Linked DNA regions of Homo sapiens: region 2 is linked to region 1. A link is a loop called in an ENCODE intact Hi-C map of the cell type or tissue named here. Cell type or tissue: PC-9. All regions are shown on one strand. Links, peaks and the distances in the headings refer to the core of each region. The heading gives the core; the rest is flanking DNA.

The links. Peaks named below come from ENCODE experiments on the same cell type or tissue, not always from the same donor. Only the 100,000 strongest peaks of a DNase experiment are listed, where the experiment ranks them.
Region 2: it touches region 1 in a loop (4-fold over the local background); 4 of 110 quality-filtered maps call a loop at or near these places.

The regions. Positions count from the first base shown.
Region 1 is chr14:51,542,123-51,551,975 of GRCh38, reverse strand. The region is part of intron 2 of FRMD6-AS2 (FRMD6 antisense RNA 2); the gene reads left to right. It also overlaps a transcript of FRMD6 not described here. Among named protein-coding and RNA genes, the nearest start is that of FRMD6-AS2, 53 kb to the left of the region's middle. In PC-9, for the core only: no CTCF peak of the experiment used is centred there; a DNase peak (open chromatin) is centred at 4,535; H3K27ac peaks cover 2,932 bases.
Region 2 is chr14:51,632,310-51,642,162 of GRCh38, reverse strand. It overlaps a transcript of FRMD6 not described here. Among named protein-coding and RNA genes, the nearest start is that of FRMD6-AS1, 15 kb to the left of the region's middle. In PC-9, for the core only: no CTCF peak of the experiment used is centred there; no DNase peak of the experiment used is centred there.

The DNA of each region.
Region 1 (9,853 bases), core at 560-8,559:
AATCAGGTGGAAAAAATATAAGCCATAAAACTCTAAGAACATTAAGACTGTGTGTGTGTTTCTGAAAACATGGAATAGTTAGAGGCCAATGGATCAAATACATACCTATATACTAAAAATATTTTAACATATACTTATATAATAGATGTTAATGCATTTTATATTATATGCATTTATTTGTATATTTGTATAAAATGTATTACATATATTATATATTCATTTATATAAAGTTTTTTTTTCTAAAGAGGTCTCATTTTGTCACCCAGGCTGGAGTGCAGTGGCCTGATCTCTGCTCACTGCAGCCTTGACCTCCTGGGCTCAAGCCATCCTTCCACCTCAGCCCCCCAAGTAGCTGGGACTACAAGCACAAACCATCAGGCCTGGATAAATTTTTCGTATTTTTTGTAAAGACAGGGTTTCACTGTGTTGCTCAGGCTGGTCTTGAACTCCTGAGCTCAAGCAATCTGACCACCTTGGTCTCCCGAAGTGCTAAGATTACAGGCCTGAGCCACTGTGCTGGGTCATATATAAAAATTAAAAGGCTATCCACCAAGGTGACAAATAATTGTTCTCTGTGTATAATAGGATTACAACTGAACTTTTTCTTCCTTTTTACTATCTATATTTAAGTCAATTTTTCTTCTACGATGAACCTATATACTTTATTTTTAAAGAAATAATTTATAAAATTTGTATTTGTGTCAAAAATGCCAAAAGTACTGGAATTTGAAGAGGAAGTGCCCCAAGAATAAACCTTCTGGATTCCGGTGTTTTCAAGTCAGTTTCCAGTGGCAAATAGCACAAGTTTTTTTACTTAGTAGTGGGAGATCCTGGATCTTGAAACATGTGCTGGGTAAATGGAGGATCTAGTGGGTGGTCAGGGATGGACAGAAACTACTGGATGGAAGAAAGTCCACTTGGCAGATAGACCATGATTTCTGACCATGGCATCAAGGGACAAGTGAAGGTCATCCAATAGAACACTTTAAGAAGATCCAACACAGAGAAACAGGGAGTGCCAAACAGTGTGGGTGGTACCCGGGACCAGCAAACGGGGAGGGAATCAAAAGCATTCATTATGCACGTTTTATGTGACAAGTGCTAAAGTATGTGATATTTTTATGCATCATAATGAGGAAACAGGCTCAGAGAGGCAAGGGAAACTAGCAAATGGTGAATGCTGACTCCCTGTCACGCACTGTACAATGTATTTCACAGACATGATGAAAATTGCCAAGATCACACAAGTAGTGAGTAGGAGAGTTACAGTTCAAATCAAGGTTTTCTGATTTCATGGCCAATGCTTCTTCCACTCACTATCCCGCCCTTCCTCTGCCTCTGCACCATGAAACATCATCTCAGGAATCCATTCAAGCTATAAGCATGGCGGGGGGGTCTCCTCCCAAGCTGCCCTCTGATGAGGCTGGCACTGGCAAGGCCTCTCAAGGAGAAGAGCTTCCTGAGGACCCCACAGACACACAGGCACAAATGCCATCTTCATCTAGTGTCAGAGAAGCAGACACAGCCCAATATTTATACAATTTTTGGCTGGCTCTAATTTCCAACAATTCATTGAATGCAATAAAATGAGCCAATGATAAAAAGACATTTGGGAGGCTGAGGTGGGAGAATCACTTGAGCCCAGGGAGGCCAAGGCTGCAGTGAGCCATGATTGCACCCCAGTACTCCAGCCTGGACAACAGAACCAGTAATTGTTTAAACAAAAAATTAAAAAAATAAAAAGACATCATTCCTATTTCCAAAAGAAATGGTGGATTTAGGGATGAGAAAAGAGGACACAGATTGTTACTCCCTGGAGTGAATTTCTTCATGTTGTCATAAGCTCTCAGCATTAGCCAATGTGGCATGAGCAGCATTACCGGGATCTTAGAAAGAAAGGGATCCCCATTATTTGCAGAAGTATCATTAAGGCTATACAACTGTGGCACCAAAGGACAGGCACTATTTAAAAATATGCAAAAATTAAAAAGCCATTGGTTTAGGTTAGCGGACATGTGCTGGGGGCAGGGGAGTCAATGTTGCAGGCAGAGTCCTGCCTTTAAAAGGTTTATACTCCAGCTGGCCGGGCGCGGTGGCCCACGCCTGTAATCCCAGCACTTTGGGAGGCCGAGGCGGGCGGATCACGAGGTCAGGAGATCGAGATCATCCTGGCTAACACGGTGAAACCCCGTCTCTACTAAAAATACAAAAAACTAGCCGGGCGAGGCGGCGGGCGCCTGTAGTCCCAGCTACTCGGGAGGCTGAGGCAGGAGAATGGCGTGAACCTGGGGGGCGGAGCCTGCAGTGAGCTGAGAGTGCGCCACTGCACTCCAGCCCGGGCGACAGCGAGACTCTGTCTCAAAAAAAAAAAAAAAAAAAAGAAAGAAAAAAAAAGTTTATACTCCAGCTGTGGAAATAGGGCCTAGCTAGAAAAAAGGAACATAGCAATAGAGGGCACTAATGCAGCAGCAGATGAGTTCGGGGAAGGGAAGGTATTCTTCTCTGCTGGAATAACACCCTTCCACAAACCAAACCTCGCTCCACAGGCTGTTGGAGGCCTACAACTGTCCAATTTTCAAAATAAGACTTTGTTAGCCTGCCATGTAATCTACTGTGATTGTGATATTAAGCTAGCCTATACTATGGAATAACACAAAAAATCTGCTTGTAATTGATTTTTTAAAAATATTCACTTCATCTTTCGTTTTTTCAGGGGTTTACCACGCTTTTCATCCACTCATTCATCCATCCATCCCTCCATCCATCTATCCATCCATTCACCTATCCATTCATCCACCTTAACATTTCATACACTGAGCTAGGTGCTGGGAATCCAAAGACCAGAGAGGCATGGCTGCTGCCCTCACAGCCTGGTCTCCCAGGGAACAGCATTGCACCTGCTTCTTTCTGGGACTTTCTGGCAATCATAACTGGAATATAAATGCCTTCTAGACAGAATGATAAGCTCTCTAAGTAAATCAAATATTCTAACCATGGATTACATCAATGGTTCTCAAATGTTGATAAGAATGCCAATCGCCTTGGTCCAGGTTAAAATGCAGATTCTGATTCAGGTCTGGAGTGGCCAAGATTTTCCATCTCTAATTAGCTCCCAGGTGATGCTGACGTTGCTGGTCCCAGGACCACACTTAGAAGGGCAAGGTTTTACAGTACATCAGTAAGTATGGACTTCTGAACACCAGAAAGAGTTATTCCTCTTAAATTCCAGGGTAAATATACCATCACTAAATTCACTCTTCTTTTTCTGCTTTAGAGAAACAGTTTCACAGAAGTGCTTCAGCCTTTAACTTATCTCCCCGTTTCCCCCACATTTCCCCTTCCAAAAAATTGAGAGTTTAGTCCAATTATTTTTCTATTTCACAGACTTTCTTCAATTTTCTTTCAAGAAAGACAAAATATTGCTTCAGAAATCCACGGAGAATTAAACATACTTCAGAACAAGAAGAAGGGATCCAGAGCTAATTACCCTAAGCCAGCCAGGTTGTGTTAGGAATCCATCATGATCATGTTTACTGCATGCTGCAGACCCGCAAAGCCACCTGCAATTAATTCTGATGGCTACAAGCCACAGGGTACCTAACAGCTTGTGGGCGATTAAGAATAAATCACTAAACTTTCATTTTAAAGGTCCCAGGAAGAAAGTGGGGACAAATGCCAGATATGTTTACATTACTCATAGAACTTAGCGAGAATGAACATTCTCATTTATTTTCTGGCAATGCCTCTTTTAAATTTTTCTATATTTTAGAAAATTATGCTGCCTGTCCTTTGGTGCCACAGTTGTTTAGCCTTAGTGATACTTCCACAAATAACGCAGATCCCTTTCCAAGATCCCACTAATGTCTGAGTATCATTTTTTCATAGGAGAAAATAAATTGGTAATTATTCCCACTGCTTGATGCGGGCACACATTGTATTTCTTAGTAAAAGCTGATTTCACATCCATCACCTCATTAACATTTCTGTATATTTCAAAATGAATGTTATATGATACTGTTTATAAACTCTGGGTTGGTACAGTTTCTAGTTCAATTACAAAAGACCCAAGATAGTTTTTTTTTTTTTTTTCAGGGCCACACAGGGTGCCAACATCCAATCTCAAGATCTTCGGGAAATATGCTCACCCTCCAAAATACTTACAGATGTGTCTCCTCTTTTTTGTAAAATAAATGCTCTTCTTATATTTGGTGTTTCCTTGGTATGGCCACAAGATTATTTAGTATGACATATTTAATGGTGAAGATAAAGGTGAGCATCACAATGTTTTAAACAAATCACATTTGGGTGGGATATTATAAGAAAGAAAGTTCCCAGGGGATAGAAAAATGGTTTCCTTAAATCACTCCATACTCAATAAGCGTCGTAGGGCTCTCAATATACATCACCAGACCAGGAGATGCATTTGGCTAAGGCATACCAGACTAGGATATGAATCACAGAACACTATTCCAAGACTATTACAGAATCCACATACAATATAAACCAGAAAAGGCTGCATTTTAACCTCTGTGACTCATGCATTACAGCCTGTGACTCCATGAGGAGGGTTAGGAATCAGGCTGACATCCAGCTCAGGCCAAACAAACTTACAGCCAAGAGAAACAGAAGCATCACCTTCCCAGCAGAGAGCAAGATGTACAGAGCTTGATACTTTACACTCGTTAGAATTATGTAACTTGTCAATGGTTGAGACTCTAGGGTAGAGGGTTTTGTGCTTTTTATTTTTTCTGGTATAAATATTTAAACTTCTCCATAACATTAGAGTTAGAACTTACTTTCCTGAAATGAAATTCTAAAACAAATTTGACAGCAAAACACTGTGGAATTTTTAAATGCCAACAGGTTTGTGTCCATTACAGAACACACAGAGTTTTGACCTCTCACTTTTCCTGGTGCTACTGCTTTCAAAATTTCTAAGGTCATTGTACCATGGGGCTCTAATTCTTGGTTAAGGAAGGCACCGAGATCATACCAGGAATATTCTCCTATTAGCTGAAACTTGAACTTTGCCTGGCAGGAGGTGTTATAAATTATTTTTTGGCTAGCATTTGCTTTTTAAAACACTCTTTTACCCGGGTTTCTCAAATTAGTTCCTGTAGTGATACTATCTCTATTTTTGCCTCTTTATGACTAGGGTCTTTAATGGCTTCAGAAGTGCCCTGGGCTGAAACTTGATCTGAGAAGGTTATTATCAGAACTGTGTTCCAAGAGAAAGCAGTGTGCTAGCTCTACATGTATACATGAGTTGCCATCAACATGAATTCAATTACAATGAAGATAATTTGGAGTAGACAATTGTATTTTGGTTGCATGACATCCATTTTATCTTAGTGTAATAACACCACAGGTTTTTTTTTTTTTTTTTTTTTTTGATGGGGAGGGGGAACAAATTACCTTTACCCTGTTAGATATACTCTTACAGTTTTTTTTTTTAAATAAATTACCTTTACCCCATTAGATATTCTCCCAAACTGGCATCAGATGTGTGGCCAAAGCCAGATCAATCAAAATAAACTTCAGGAATTTTACAGGAACTATTTAAAAAAAGAAAAAAAAAAGAGTTTCTCTTTCCTGAGAGACATGATTTTGGGAAGAGCATTCCACTTTAAAGGCAGAGTTTGGAGCTGCTGAGGCTGCCACGTGGAGACTGGAAATAGCAATAATCTAATAGAAGCCAGAGAAACCGAGCACTCATGGCCTAATGTGATCCTGCATCAAGGTGTGTTCAAACACAGACCTATCCTTTGATTTTTACCTTTGAGATTTACAAGAACCAATAATTCCCTTTTTGGCCTAAGATAATGTGTGTCAGGAATTCTATGATTTATCACTGAAATACAGACTTGTCATATTTTTCTACAATTGTTCAAAATTATTATTTTATCATTTTCTATTTATAATGGAATTTCGATGAGCTGTTTTAAGGAAGACAAAAATAGAGTGAATATTTTAAATTTAGATATAATCCCATTTTCATTTTTTTCAACTTTAATTCTTTCTCTCTCAGCAAATATTTTGTCAAGATCACAATGCTATAATAATAAGCACTACCATGGATTGATTAGGATTTCACTGCTTTTTTTTCCTATGCCCGAACATATTCCCTTGTATGCTGCTAGTAAAATTGTCAAATAGGGACAAAAGCAAACAAACATAGGACATAGATGATTTATCAATTTGATAAACAGTTGAGAGTTGGCTGCATTTATTTTCAATGGCAAATAATAATAACAATAATGGTAGCTAGCATTTACTGAATGCTTTGTCTATGGGGAGCTCTATGAAAAGCGCTTTACATAAACTAACTCATTTTATCCTTAAACTTACCCGGGAGGCAGTGGTGTGCTGGTAAAATGGCTCTGGGGGATGAGAGGGAAGCCAGATTGACAGTTGACTCATTTTTGTGGTGTAAATACTCCCACCCTGGCTGATTTCAAGCAACTGACAGTTTAAATACTAGTTTGCAAAATTCTTGCATATTTAACATCAGCTCTTTGGATCAGGTAAAATAGACTCCAGTCCACCACTGCAGGAAACTAAATCGGAAGACAGATCATGCAGCTTCCTTAACTCTAGCAGTTTGTAAACCCGTTTGTACTACTCCAGAGCACACCTCTGGAGTACAGAGTGGAGTGTCAACCTCTGTACTCCTTTCTAATCATGGGGCAGATTTTTGCTGTGTTTAAAAAGAGTGCTTCAATGTTCTGTATTTTATGGGTGAACAGCAAAAGTTGATATTAAATATGATGCTTGTATCATGTCTTCGGTTAACAGACACCAAGCTATTCTACTACAGAATGTTTTGAAGATAACTGTGTCTAGTGCATGTCTGGGCACGTTAACAAAAATTAAAGAATGATAAAAAGGATGGGGCATCAATTATGAGTGATCTCTTGGAATGTTTCAGCCCCAAACCCTTCCTAATTCATGTGTTGCCATGTTTCTTAATCTTACTATTAATACAACCCTTTCCAAATGGTTCGGGAAATTTATAGGTGGGTTTTGAGCCCATGGAAAATACTGAGTTGTAATTATGGATTTAAAATCCTTATACACGTGTGTGTAGTGTGTGTGTGTATAAATGCCAAATATTCCCATACTACAGAAGATTAAGTAAATTATAACTGATGAGATGTTACACTAATTTCCTTTCATCCTTATGCAGGCTTGACTACAAAGTCTCTCTTGGCTCGCAAGTAGAGGATTTTGCATATATTGTTTATTATTTCATTCCAAGCCCAAAAGCCGCAACAAAGTAAAATTGATTAAAAAAAAAACTGTAAACAGTAGATAATAGACGTCTTTGCACAGCAGAACTCTCAGAGTTCACTAGATAATAGACATGAAAGCACTTTGGAGAATTCAAGGCATGACACAAACGTGAGGAATTATTATTGAGTAAAAAAAAATCTCAAAGGAAAATTCCTCAACAGCTCAACTTATACATATTGTTTTCAAACTATGAGTATATAACAAAGTAGAAACTTCCCTATTATACACATGTAATAAAAGAGCTAATAACTGATGTGGCTCTGAGAACTGTATATTTTGTATGTATTTGAAGAAGAACGATTTTAGTTTTTAAGAAACTCAATCACTCCTGCATCCCTTACCAAAGGTATTAAGGAAAAAAATTCTCCATAAGAAATAATACAGAATTTTATATGTGAATATTTACATAAATCCTTAAGTTTTAAAAACCTCATTCCATTAATAAAGTATTATTAACTTTATTTAGGTAGGATAATATTATTGAGATATTTTTTAAGCGTTCTTATCTGTTGGAGTTACATAAAAATCTTCACAGATGAAATAATATAATGTCTGAGATTTGCTTCAAAATACCTGGGAAGGGGGCTATGGGGGACAATCAGTGAAATGAGACTGGGCATGTTTTTGATAACTGTTGAAGCTGTGCTGATGGTACATGAAAGAATTTTTTATATGTTTGAAACTTTCCCCAATAAGAGTTCAAGAAACCTACGTCACAGCAATATCTAAAACATTTTAGAACAATTCTAAGGGCTGAACAAGAGTATGGTGCGAATTCATTTCCAAAGTACCCATTCTTACTGACTTCACTGCCTGATTTTGGTCTATTCTAGTTCGGTCCACGCTTACATTGCTGCCAGAATTACATTTCAAAAAAATTAAATGAGTTCATGGAACTCCCTTGCCCAAAATAATTCTTTTGAGTTCCCATCACCAAAAGAATACAGTTCGCAATTCTTTCTTTTGTGATCTCACAGCACTTTAGTCTCATTCTCCTATAGAAATCTCCTGTGTAGTATAATCTTTTCAGCATCTATGTTCTTGTGTCCTGCAAGATGGTGAAAACCATGAGTACAGAGATCAGGTCTTTTTATCTTCCTATCTTTGGTGCTTGGCATATTATCAAGCATGTGGTAGATGCTCAATAAATTTTTGATGAGCAAAGTAAATGTGAAATGCAAACAGATTATATAAAAGTAAATGCTTAGACCAATGAAACTATAACAGGTAAGTCATGATAGCTAAACAATTTCTACTTAGCAGTTTTGTTTTTTATTTTTCTTTAACCCTTCTAAATAAGGCATGAAATTTATTTATAATCAAAATTAAAGGGAAATACTTATGCTAATAAAAAGTATCTTTTAATTGAAAAAGACACAGGTAAATGAATGGGCATAATTTTTGATACTCTTACATATATACACCTAAAGCAAATCTAGCTATCAGAAATATACTATCCTCAACAGATAGGATCTTGGTAATACTGTCAGTGCAAGATTAGTTGTTTTACTGCTATAATCATGGTCATAAAAATCATAATCAACTTGGGTGCCTTTCTGCAAGCAATAAAAAACAGATAAATTAGACTTTGTCAAAAGTAAAAACTTTTGTTCATCAAAGGATACTATCAACAGAGTGAAAAGACAATTCATAGAATGGGAGAAAATATTTGCAAATTATATAAAGAACTCCTATATCCCAACAACAAAAAGTCAAACAATGCAGTTAAAAAATGTGCACAGGGCCTGGATAGAATTTTCTCCAAAGAAGATATACAAATGGCTGAGAAGTATATGGAAAGATGCTCAATGTCACTAGTCATTAGGAAAATGCAGGTTAAAACTATAGTCATATACGACTTCACACTCACTCAGAATGGCTATAATTTTAAACATGGAGTATAATAAGTGTTGGTGAGGACACGAAGAAATTGGAACCACATTGCTGCTGGTGGAAACGTAAAGTGGTACAACCACTGTATACAACAGTTTGGCATTTCTTTAATAAGGTAAACATAGAATTACCATGTTACCCAGCAATTCTAGGTATATACTCATGAAAAACAAGTGTTAAAACAGAAACTTGTACACAAATGTTCATAGAAGCACTATTCACAATAGACAAAAGAAAGAAACACCCAAATGTCTATTGCCAAATTACTGAATAAGGAAAATGTGGCATATCATACTATGGAATATTATTCAGCCATAAAAAGGAAGAAAGCACTGGATTATGATACAAATGGATGAATCTTGAAAACATTATGATAAGTGAAAGAAGCCAGACACACAAGGCCACACATTATATGATTCTATTTATAGAAAATATCCAGAATGAGCAAATCCATGGATACTGAAAGCAGATTGGTAGTTGTCAGACTGCGGGTAGGAGAGAATGAGGAGTGACTGCTTAATGGGTATAGGATTTCCTTTTGGAGTGATAAAATGTTTTTGAAAGCAGATTGTGATTAGGGTTGCACAACACTGTGAATATACTATTGTTGAATTTATACTTTAAAATGGGAAATTTTGTTGTGTGTATTTTACCAAAATAATAAATG
Region 2 (9,853 bases), core at 730-8,729, 90 kb before region 1:
CTGAAAACCAACCCTTTGCCATTAATGACTGACTAGTTGTACTTTCACTGAAATCCCACCAAAATCACCTCAAACTAGTACCTACAGTTTAAGCCTTTAAGTCTATGATTGTGAAACAAAAGGTACGTGGCCTTATTAATAAATTTTGGCATCTGTAAGGTGGGAGATAATCGTGAGACAAGGGAACCTTCAAAGCCATATTTTGTCACTTCTAGTGGTCCTTGGATAGGGGGTGATTTTGCCCCTACGAGAACATTTGGCAATGTCTGGAGGTATTTTTGGTGTCACAGCTTTATGGGGAAAGCGGGGAGGAGGGACAGTGCTACTGTAGGCTTCCAGCAAGCAGAGGCTAGGGATGCTGCTCAACGTCCTACAACACAGGGGACAGAACCTCACAACAAAGAATTGCTGCCCCGACTTGAAAGCCACTGATCGAAAGGGTGAACTTGACTGGAACATTGAGGTGCCCTGTGAGTCAGGGCAGTTAGTATCTGGGGGATGCTGGCTGAGCCTGCCAAGTGTCTATTGAAAAGTTGCTGGAGGTGAAGGATCATGTCTTTGGGACCTAAAGAGTGAGATATTTGGACTCAGTTTCTGCCTCCACCGTTCCCCTAACTTTATTTGGATCTTCCCACAGCCCCAAGACGTTCAGTACACATTTTATCTCGTCCTAGATCACCTTCTTTTTTAGTATGTAGAGATTTTGAGGGGAAAGGTAAATAGGAGACTCTTTCTCAACAGAGGTAGGATAAGATTTATCTTAATCCCAATTAAACAATAGTGAAGACCCAAAAGAAAAAAGTTGGAAACCTAAGCTTTTCACTTAATAGCAATGAAGAATCAATTTATTGAACAAAAATTAAGTCTTAAAGGAGGAGAATAGGCAGGGCATGGTGGCTCACACCTGTAATCCCAGCACTTTGGGAGGCTAAGGCGAATGGATCACTTGAGGACAGGAGTTCAAGACCAGCCTGGCCAACATAGGGAAACCCCCTCTCTACTAAATAAATAAATAAATACAAAAAATTAGCAGGGTGTGGTGGCATCGCCTATAATCCCAGCTACTTGGGAGGCTGAGGCGTGAGAATTGCTTGAACCTGGGAGGTGGAGGTTGCAGTGAGCTGAGATCGTGCCACTGTACTCCAGCCTGGGTGACAGAGCAAGACTCTGTCAAAAAAGAAAAAAAAAAGGAAAGTTATGTTAATAAAGTATAAACTCCAAAATTTAACCAGAAGTTAGTGGATATTAGCTCTTACCATGGAAAATTATCATTACTTAAATAATTTGCTAAATTTTATTTTTAAGTGGTTTAGTAGAAATATATTTAATAGATGAAACTATGTGTGTTTTAAACAAATAGCTACTGCCAAATATGTAGAAGTAAACATTGAAATGATTATTAGGGCTATCAAGAATTGTTTGTATAAATCAAACCAATCAGATTCATATGGATTAAAGCCATTTTCTTATTTTTATACTTTTATTGTTCATCATATCACTAGCATTTACAATAAAGAATATATAATTATGAATTCAAATATACTCAAATTCTCATGAAGACAAAACCCAAGAAGAATAGTTGTAAACGGGATCATTAAGCACCTTTTTCAAATATTGCCTGATTTCCACTTAGACTTATTAGCTGATTGCTTTTAGACAGTGGTTTCCAAACTTGGCAATGTATCAGTACCATTTAAGAACTGGTGACAGGGCCAGGAATCTCCAATTAAAATATCAGCAAAAAGATCCAAATGATTTTGATACCCATTCATGACATACAGGTAGTTGCCCTGTTGATGCTTATACTAAAACAAGTTTTAAATGAAGAGGCCAGATCTAAAATATTTCTGAAATGTTTAATTTGAAGCCCCAAAATGCTTTAGGTATTGTAACTCTATCCTTACCTTCCAAGGAATAAAAACGTGGAGGGGGAGGAATGTGGTAAAATGTGATTAGTAATCTTTTTGTCACAATAAGGACATTGACGTCAGTGCATCTAATTCAGATTGGGGAAGGACTGCCTGTTTTTAATTTTCTGGGATGTTAATGGAATAACTAAAACTGTAATTATTAATTTGGTCAATAAGAAGTCATTCAACTAAAGAAAGCACTGGAACCTACCAGTCTTAGTGAATAACATAATTGCATCTAGTCCCCAGAAGCTTCTACATCAACCTAATAATGTATACATGAATCATATTCTTAATTAACATTTCCATAAATATGCTGAAGGGCAGCTCAAAGAAAATGGAATACAGACTGAACAGGATATACAGGCATCCCAATTTCTACTCCTTCCCATTCATAGCTTGCTCTTTTGATGCTGCCTAATAGATATCTCTATATTTTACATATATTTAGGGACATATTTCATCTCCACTGTACTGACCCACTAAGGGCTTTGGCTCATAGATAAATACGAGGTTGCATGGATAGATACTGTTTTATTCTATGAACGACAAGTTCAAAAGGGTGGTTTCCAGGAATGCAACGCATTTGAAATAATCATTTAAAATAATGACAGCTGATCATCTACTGTTTACTGTGTGTTTTAGATGCTATGCCAAGTTTAGGTTTATTATCTAATTTAGTCATAACAGCACATCATGAAATAGGTACCATCATAATTCCTATTTTACAAATAATGAAACCAGAAAACAGACAAGTTACCCAAAGTTAGTAGCTTATTAATAGTGGAGTTTAATAATAATAATTATTTTTTTTTTTTGAGATGGAGTCTTGCTCTGTCACCCAGGCTGGAGTGCAGTGGCGCAATCTCAGCTCGCTGCAAGCTCCGCCTACCGGGTTCACGCCATTCTCCTGCCTCAGCCTCCCGATTAGCTGGGACTACAGGCGCCTGCCACGACGCCCGGCTAATTTTTTGTATTTTTAGTAGAGACAGGGTTTCACCGTGTTGGTCAGCATGGTCTCGATCTCCTGACCTCGTGATCCGCCCGCCTCAGTCTCCCAAAGTGCTGGGATGTAATAATTATTTTTGTGTGTGAACTCGGCAGAGAAGTATGTAAATAATTTTTTAAAAAACAAAGGAAAAGAAAAGTCCTGTGGCAAAAAATGGGAACACCTAGTTTTAATAAAAAAAAAAAATCCTGACACTTGAAGTGTCCACTTTCTTAGCAGAGAGTGGCTGATTTTCGGACAGCAAAAACTATGTATCAGAAAACCGGGAGAAGAACCCAAGATATGTCCCTGCTCAAACTGATTCAAACTTAGATATGTATATGGAACAGGAAGGACTGGGAACAAAATTCTTAGCCCATTTCTAGTGGGTAGAACATTTAAAAATAATTACAAGGAATTATGTGAGGTCATTTGGCAAGAAGGAGTCAATAGGGCAGTGTTGGATGACACCTCTTCCATTCCAACAGTGTAAGCTCTACTGTGTCTTAAATTGATCAGACTAAAAAAGAATGATCAAAGTTCTCAGATAGGTTGCTACACCCCTCTACATTCCATCTGCAACTCAGCTTTTGTCCTTCAAGTTTCTAATTGCTTCATTTGAGCCATACACTCAGTATAAAGGAGAAAGTTGGACAATCTGGGTCACAAATGGGGAGCTGACTGACAGTCCCCTGGAATCACCTTTGCCTTCAGTCCCTATCATTGCGGGAGCCAGGTTGTAAAATCTAGCATGGAACAAGAGGCTCATCTGTCAGCTGTGGCTCCCGGAGCAGTAGCCCGGCAGTAAGTGTCTCCAGGAGGAATGTGAACAATGCGGAACCACCCACATCTGGAGGCTCCCAGTCTCAATGGAGTAGTAGGGACAGAGTTACTGTTTGCACTGGCATTGGGGATTGGCACTATGCTATCCGCTCTCACTCAGCTTATTACCCATGGAAGGAATTTGGCAAACTTTTTTTTTTAAGACAAGGTCTTGCTCTGTCATCCAGGCTGGAATACAGTGGTGTGATCATAGCTCTCTGCAACCTCAAACTCCTGGACTCGTGATCCCCCCACCTCAGCCTTCCAAGTAGTGACGACTACAGGCTTATGCAACCACACTCAACTAATTTTGTAAATTTTTGTAGACACAAGGGTTCACTGTGTTGTCCAGGCTGGTCCTGGTCTCAAACTCCTGGGCTGAAGCCATCCTTCCACCTTGGCCTCCCAAAGTGCTGGTATTACAGGCGTGAGCCACCACGCTTGGCAGACTTTATTTCTTAAAGATTGCCGTCTTACTCAGCATCTTGGAGAACTCACAAATAAATGTCCCTGAGTTTCGAGACAAGCCAGCCATTAAAATCTTTTAGGGGGATCCAGAGAAGATGAGTTAAATTGGAATGGACTTGAAAAAACTGATTTAGTTGGATTTATGGATCACAGTCATGAAAAGGTAAAGATACCAACTTGTTTTGTGAATTTAATCTTTATTCCTTACTTTTTTGCCCCTACTGTTTGTAATTCCTACTTTATAATGAAATCCTTCTTGTGACTTATAGAAATTAACTGGGGAAAATGTTTTTCTGTTCTCCATTTCCTTTAAGTTTGTTTTTAGATACACTGCATTGCAAGTATGTGTGGTACAGTAAAATGTTGCTAATTGTATCTGCGCTGATAAGATGCCATTTGCTCTAGGTCAGTTTCCTACCCCCTCCCCCAACTATTCCTAGCCAGTGGTAGCATGCTTCTTACTTCCAAATATATGTGTGTGTGTGTGTGTGTGTGTGTGTGTGTGTGTGCCTGTGTGTATCAACAATGTGATCCTAAAATAAAAGAATGACATATATTTGACATTATTTACATACTAAATATGGGAGCACATAAATCAATTACAGAATAAAATCAATTTTTCAAGGATTTTGATGTAATGGTTTTTATTCAAAATGTTTCTTCCTTTCCTTAGGTAGAATTTTCTGCCAATTATTTTAAAGAAAAATGAAGATTTATTTTTTAAATGTGAAATGCAGTTTTTTTCTCTTTTTTGAGACAGGGTCACGCTCCGTCACCCAGGCTGGAGTGCAGTGGCAGGATTACAACTCACTGCAGCCTTGACCTCCCAGGCTCAAGCAATCCTCCCACTTCAGCCTCCCACGTAGTTGGAACTATAGGTGTACACCACCATGCCCAGCTAATTATTATTATTTGTAGAGACAGGGTCTCCCTGTGTTGCCCAGACTGGTCTCAAACTCCTGGGCTTAAGCCATCCTCCCACCTCAACCTCCCAAAGTGCTGGGATTACAGGCATGAGCCACTGTGCCCAGCCTACAATTACTATTTACTTAAAATGTTTATTAATGTGAGAAAATGTTTCAGAATGAATCTGGTCTTTTTTCTCTACAGTGGCCTCACCCTTACTTTTCTTTCTTAGCCCTCTTGGGAAAGGGGCTCCCTGCTTCTCCCCTCACGTCACCCCTCTCACAGTGCTTAATGGGGACCTATAAACAACAACTCCGTGGCCCCGGGGAAACAAGCACCTTACCTTGTAACAACGAAGACCTTTAAGGGGTCACATCCCACATTCTGGCCTTTTCCCCTCTAAACTTTATCATCAAATTTAACCTTTCATATGATAACTAACACTTGGACAGCATTTTATAGTTTTTAATCCACCAGCATTATCTCATTTGCCTCACAAAAACAGGAGGAGGCTAGGGAGTCCAGGGACTTCCTGAGCCATCTTCAACACAAGTCAGCATTTCACAGGGCTCCTTTCCTCCAGCTGCCCAGCCAGCGCAATTTAGTTATTGGCAGAAAGGAATAGAACTTTACGGCAGGAATATGGACCAACAGTCAGGCAGTGATCTCCACCAGCTTTCCTCACAAAGGCTAAAGCAACTCCATTGGATGCTAATCTGCCATGTTGACTAATGACTAAACCTTTTCTGGGAAGGACTCTAAGATTTCCAGTTTATCTTTTGTAATTTGTTTAAATCCTGCCCTTAGGTCAAAACAACCTTGATGTTATCAAACCTCAATTGTCCTTCACATCCCATCTGAATCATGCATACCCTTTCCCTATATAAACCCTGGCTCCGGGGAGTAATGGGGCGGGGATCCACCATCTTGTCTCACCACCACCTGAGGCCCAAGACACAGACGCAACTTCTGCTCCTAAGTCCCTATTAAATGTTTCTCCCTAAGAAACTGAATTTGTCAGCCTCTTTCTTTGCCTTCCGCTTTCTCGGACTTTGGGAGTAGGTTTGTATAGACCTGTCCACTGCATAACTCACTCATGCTGCAAATGTGAGCATATATAGGACGGAGTAAAGAGCTAGGTGTACACTACGGGATTGTTTTATTGTGTTCTTTAGCAGGAAAATAGGAGTGTTTTTCTACATAAAGCCTCGATGGAAAAGATAAATTATAGCTGCTTTACTGAGTGATTACTACATGTCAGGTATTCTACTTAAGAGAGTACTTTGCAAGTATTTTTTTATTCTACCTCCCAACAAATCTGTGAAGCAGATGGCATTATTTATTTATCACTTTTAAAAATATGAGGTAATAGGAGACACACAGAAGTCCTTTGTCCTGAGTTCTAAAGCTAGATTTCAACCCAGTCTGACTGCAGAGAATGTGTTCTCAAAAGCTAAATAATCTGCCTTATGGTAAAATTTACTTAAAACGTTAAACTAAATGAGAGCACTTAAAATTATTTTCTAAATCTACTTTTTAAAAAATTGGATAACCAAGGGCTTTTACTGATATGCTGAAGATTGTGTTTGCCAGTACTTGGGCTCCTGTAATTCAGAATGGCATTGGGTCCCTGAAAAGCACACAGCTAGACTCTGCCTCCTTTTTGTTTTGTTTTGTTTTAAAAAGATAGGGTCCTGCTGGAGTGCAGTGCAGTGCCACAATCATAGCTTACTGCAGACTTAAACTCCTAGGTCAAACGATCCTCTTGCCTCAGTCTCCAGAGTGGCTGGGATCACAGGCACACGCTAATATGCCCAGCTTGCTTGCTTATTTATTTATTTGAATTGAATTGAAGATGGAGTCTCACTGTGTTTCCCAGGCTGTTCTCAAACTCCTGGCCTCAACTGACCTCTGTACCTCAGCCTCCCAAAGTGCTGGAATTACAGGTGTGAACCACAGTACCAGGTCTCTGCCTGCTTAATACTGGTAAAGAAGTTGAAGCCTTACTCGGGAGGCTGAGGCAGGAGGACCACTGGAGCCCAGGAGTTCGGGACCAGCCTGGGCAATATACTGAGACCCTGTCTCATTTGAAAAAAAGAAAAAAAGCAGCAGCTTAACAACCAAGCACCGGTCAGTAGCCTCTGGTAGAAGAATAACCAGAAAATTGACTCTATTTTAGACCTGGAAAAAATATATAGATAATTTAATCTAACGTTTTCATTTTATAGATGAAAAAACTGAAGCTTGAAGCAGTTATGTGGCTTTACCAGGGTACATATCACTAACTAGTGGCAGGGCCAGAGTTCAAGCCTGGCCTTTCTGACTGCATTCTCGAAGTTATACTAACTAGGCTGCCTCCAAATTTGTGAGAGGGAATTTTCTATTTCCTTTTCCAGTGTTTTAAAAAATGTCAAAAGCTAACATTTATGTATTTTAGTAAATTTATCTTTTTTTTTTCCTTTTTTATAGACATTGGTAAATGAAAATTTGTTTGGATTTCCCAAGAGTACTTGAATTTCATGATTTTACATTTCCTACAAAGGGGTCAGACTCAGCAATTTAATTTTCATGGACTAAGAGCTTTCATCAAAGCCTTCATCTTAACAAATAATTGGTTTTGGGAATAGGGGATAGAGATAATTCGGAGAGAGGATAAGCATTCATTCATTAATTCACGCAGACATGTATTGCATGCCTATTTTAGACACTGTGCTAGGTACAAGTCATACAAATATGGCAAAGTTCTTTCCCTTGAGGAATAATTTTTTCCTTCCTTCCCTATTAGCAAAGAATCTGATGTATTCTTGCTGGTCTTAAATTAGGTTACTATCTCCCAACGTGTAATAAGAGTACTACTTATTGTATGCCACATGATTTTAGGTGATAACAGACAAGCACTTAAAAAAACAATTATATACACTTCAGTGTATGAAGATGTAGTTATATAGTCATTTCAATGTAGAAAAAAGATAGTTCACAAATCCATATTTGTGGACGTTGTATCTTAGGACATGGCTAATCATGTCGTTGATCTGCTTTTTGCAGACTGTCTGAACTACATGCATGATGCACAGGCATGTTCTGTAAACCTGCCATCACATTTTAAAAATATGATTCAGATTTTTGAAAGTACCGAAGAAATGGATTAATAGCATGGATTCTGCATGTACTGAATTTCTGTGTTAATCGCTGCATTATTTAAAAGATACATCAAATTGTCACTGCTGAAATTTGATAGTAATTTAGTATGTGAAGTATTGTACGTAACTTTATTATGCTAATCACAAACAGTTCCACTCTAAGGAACTTATATTTGGGTATACATGTTAGAAATTGATTAGAGTTATTATTTGTATTCTTTTCTTGAAAATATCTTGTTTCTAAAACAAAACACTGCTTTTTATTACAATTTTATGGTTACCTTAAACTATGACATATAATTATTTCTTTTTTTTTTTTTTTTTTTTTTTGACAGGGTCTTGTTCTGTTGCTCAAGCTGGAGTGCAGTGGCATGATCTTAGCTCACTGCAGTCTCCACCTCCTGGGCTCAGGTGATCCTCGTTTCTCAGCCTTTCAAGAGCTGGGACCACAGGCATGAGTCACCATGCCCAACTAATTTTTGCATTTTTTGTAGAGACAGGGTTTCACCATGCTGCCCAGGCTGGTCTTGAACTCCTGGGCTCAAGAGATTTGCCCACCTGGGCCTCCCAAAGTGCTGGGACTACAGGCATGAGCTACCGCACCCAGCCAAAAAAACCCTGATAATATGATTTTAAAAAATAAAAAAAAAAAAGAGGAGGTAAATAATAACAAACTCCTAGGCTTAATCTCCAGAGAGTTTGATTTGGTAGATTTGGGGCTAAGAAATCTGTATTTAAAAAACTTTTCATCATGTAAAATTTGAAACTATAAAAAGACTTGTTAAAAAAAATCCTCACATATCCCATTAGATTGAACAGTTATTAACATTTGCTTTATTTGCTACATCTATTTTTTTAGATATTTTAAAGCAAATTCTAGACATCTTGATATTTTACACGAAATGCATGAGTTTGCCTCTTAAAAATGCCATTTTGTTATATAACCAGATACCATAATCACACCTAACAAATTTAATAATAATTTCTTAGCATTTAAAATTTCCATGTCCCCAAAATGTCATCTTACAGTTGGCTTGTTGGAATTCAGGTCCAAACAAGTTCCATGCCTTCCCTTTAGTTATTGTGCAAGTTAGTTTTGTTTTTTAAAGAAGAATTCCCCTTTTACCTGAAACTGCCATTAACCAGTGTCTCAATCAGGCTGGCCCTCTAGGCTTCTCTAAGACAATTCAGATGTAGAAAGAAAGGGCCATGGACATTCTTCTTTCAATATATTTCCATCCTCTATGGATTTATCAGACCACATTCTTTTTGGAGATCTTAGAAAGACAGGATGGGTGTGAGATGGAGAGGGGTGAGATGGAGAGAACTGCAGATAGCCAGGAAACCATCCTTCTAAAGGAACTATGCCTTTTCTGGGCCATCTTTCCCCAAAATGTTTTAAAAAAGATTTCTGAGATTAAGTTTTTCTTTTCAAGCAGCTCAAGTGGTACAACACACAGCATCTCTCTTTTGGAGGCTCATAATGCACATTGAATATACTGTATTAAAGACTCTTTGGAGTTCCACAAAGAAATTTTACTCGTGTTTCCTAAGCGTATTTTATTATGGAGTTGTGTTCTGTCCCCAGCAGATCACCTTAATTAATATCTCTTGTGTAT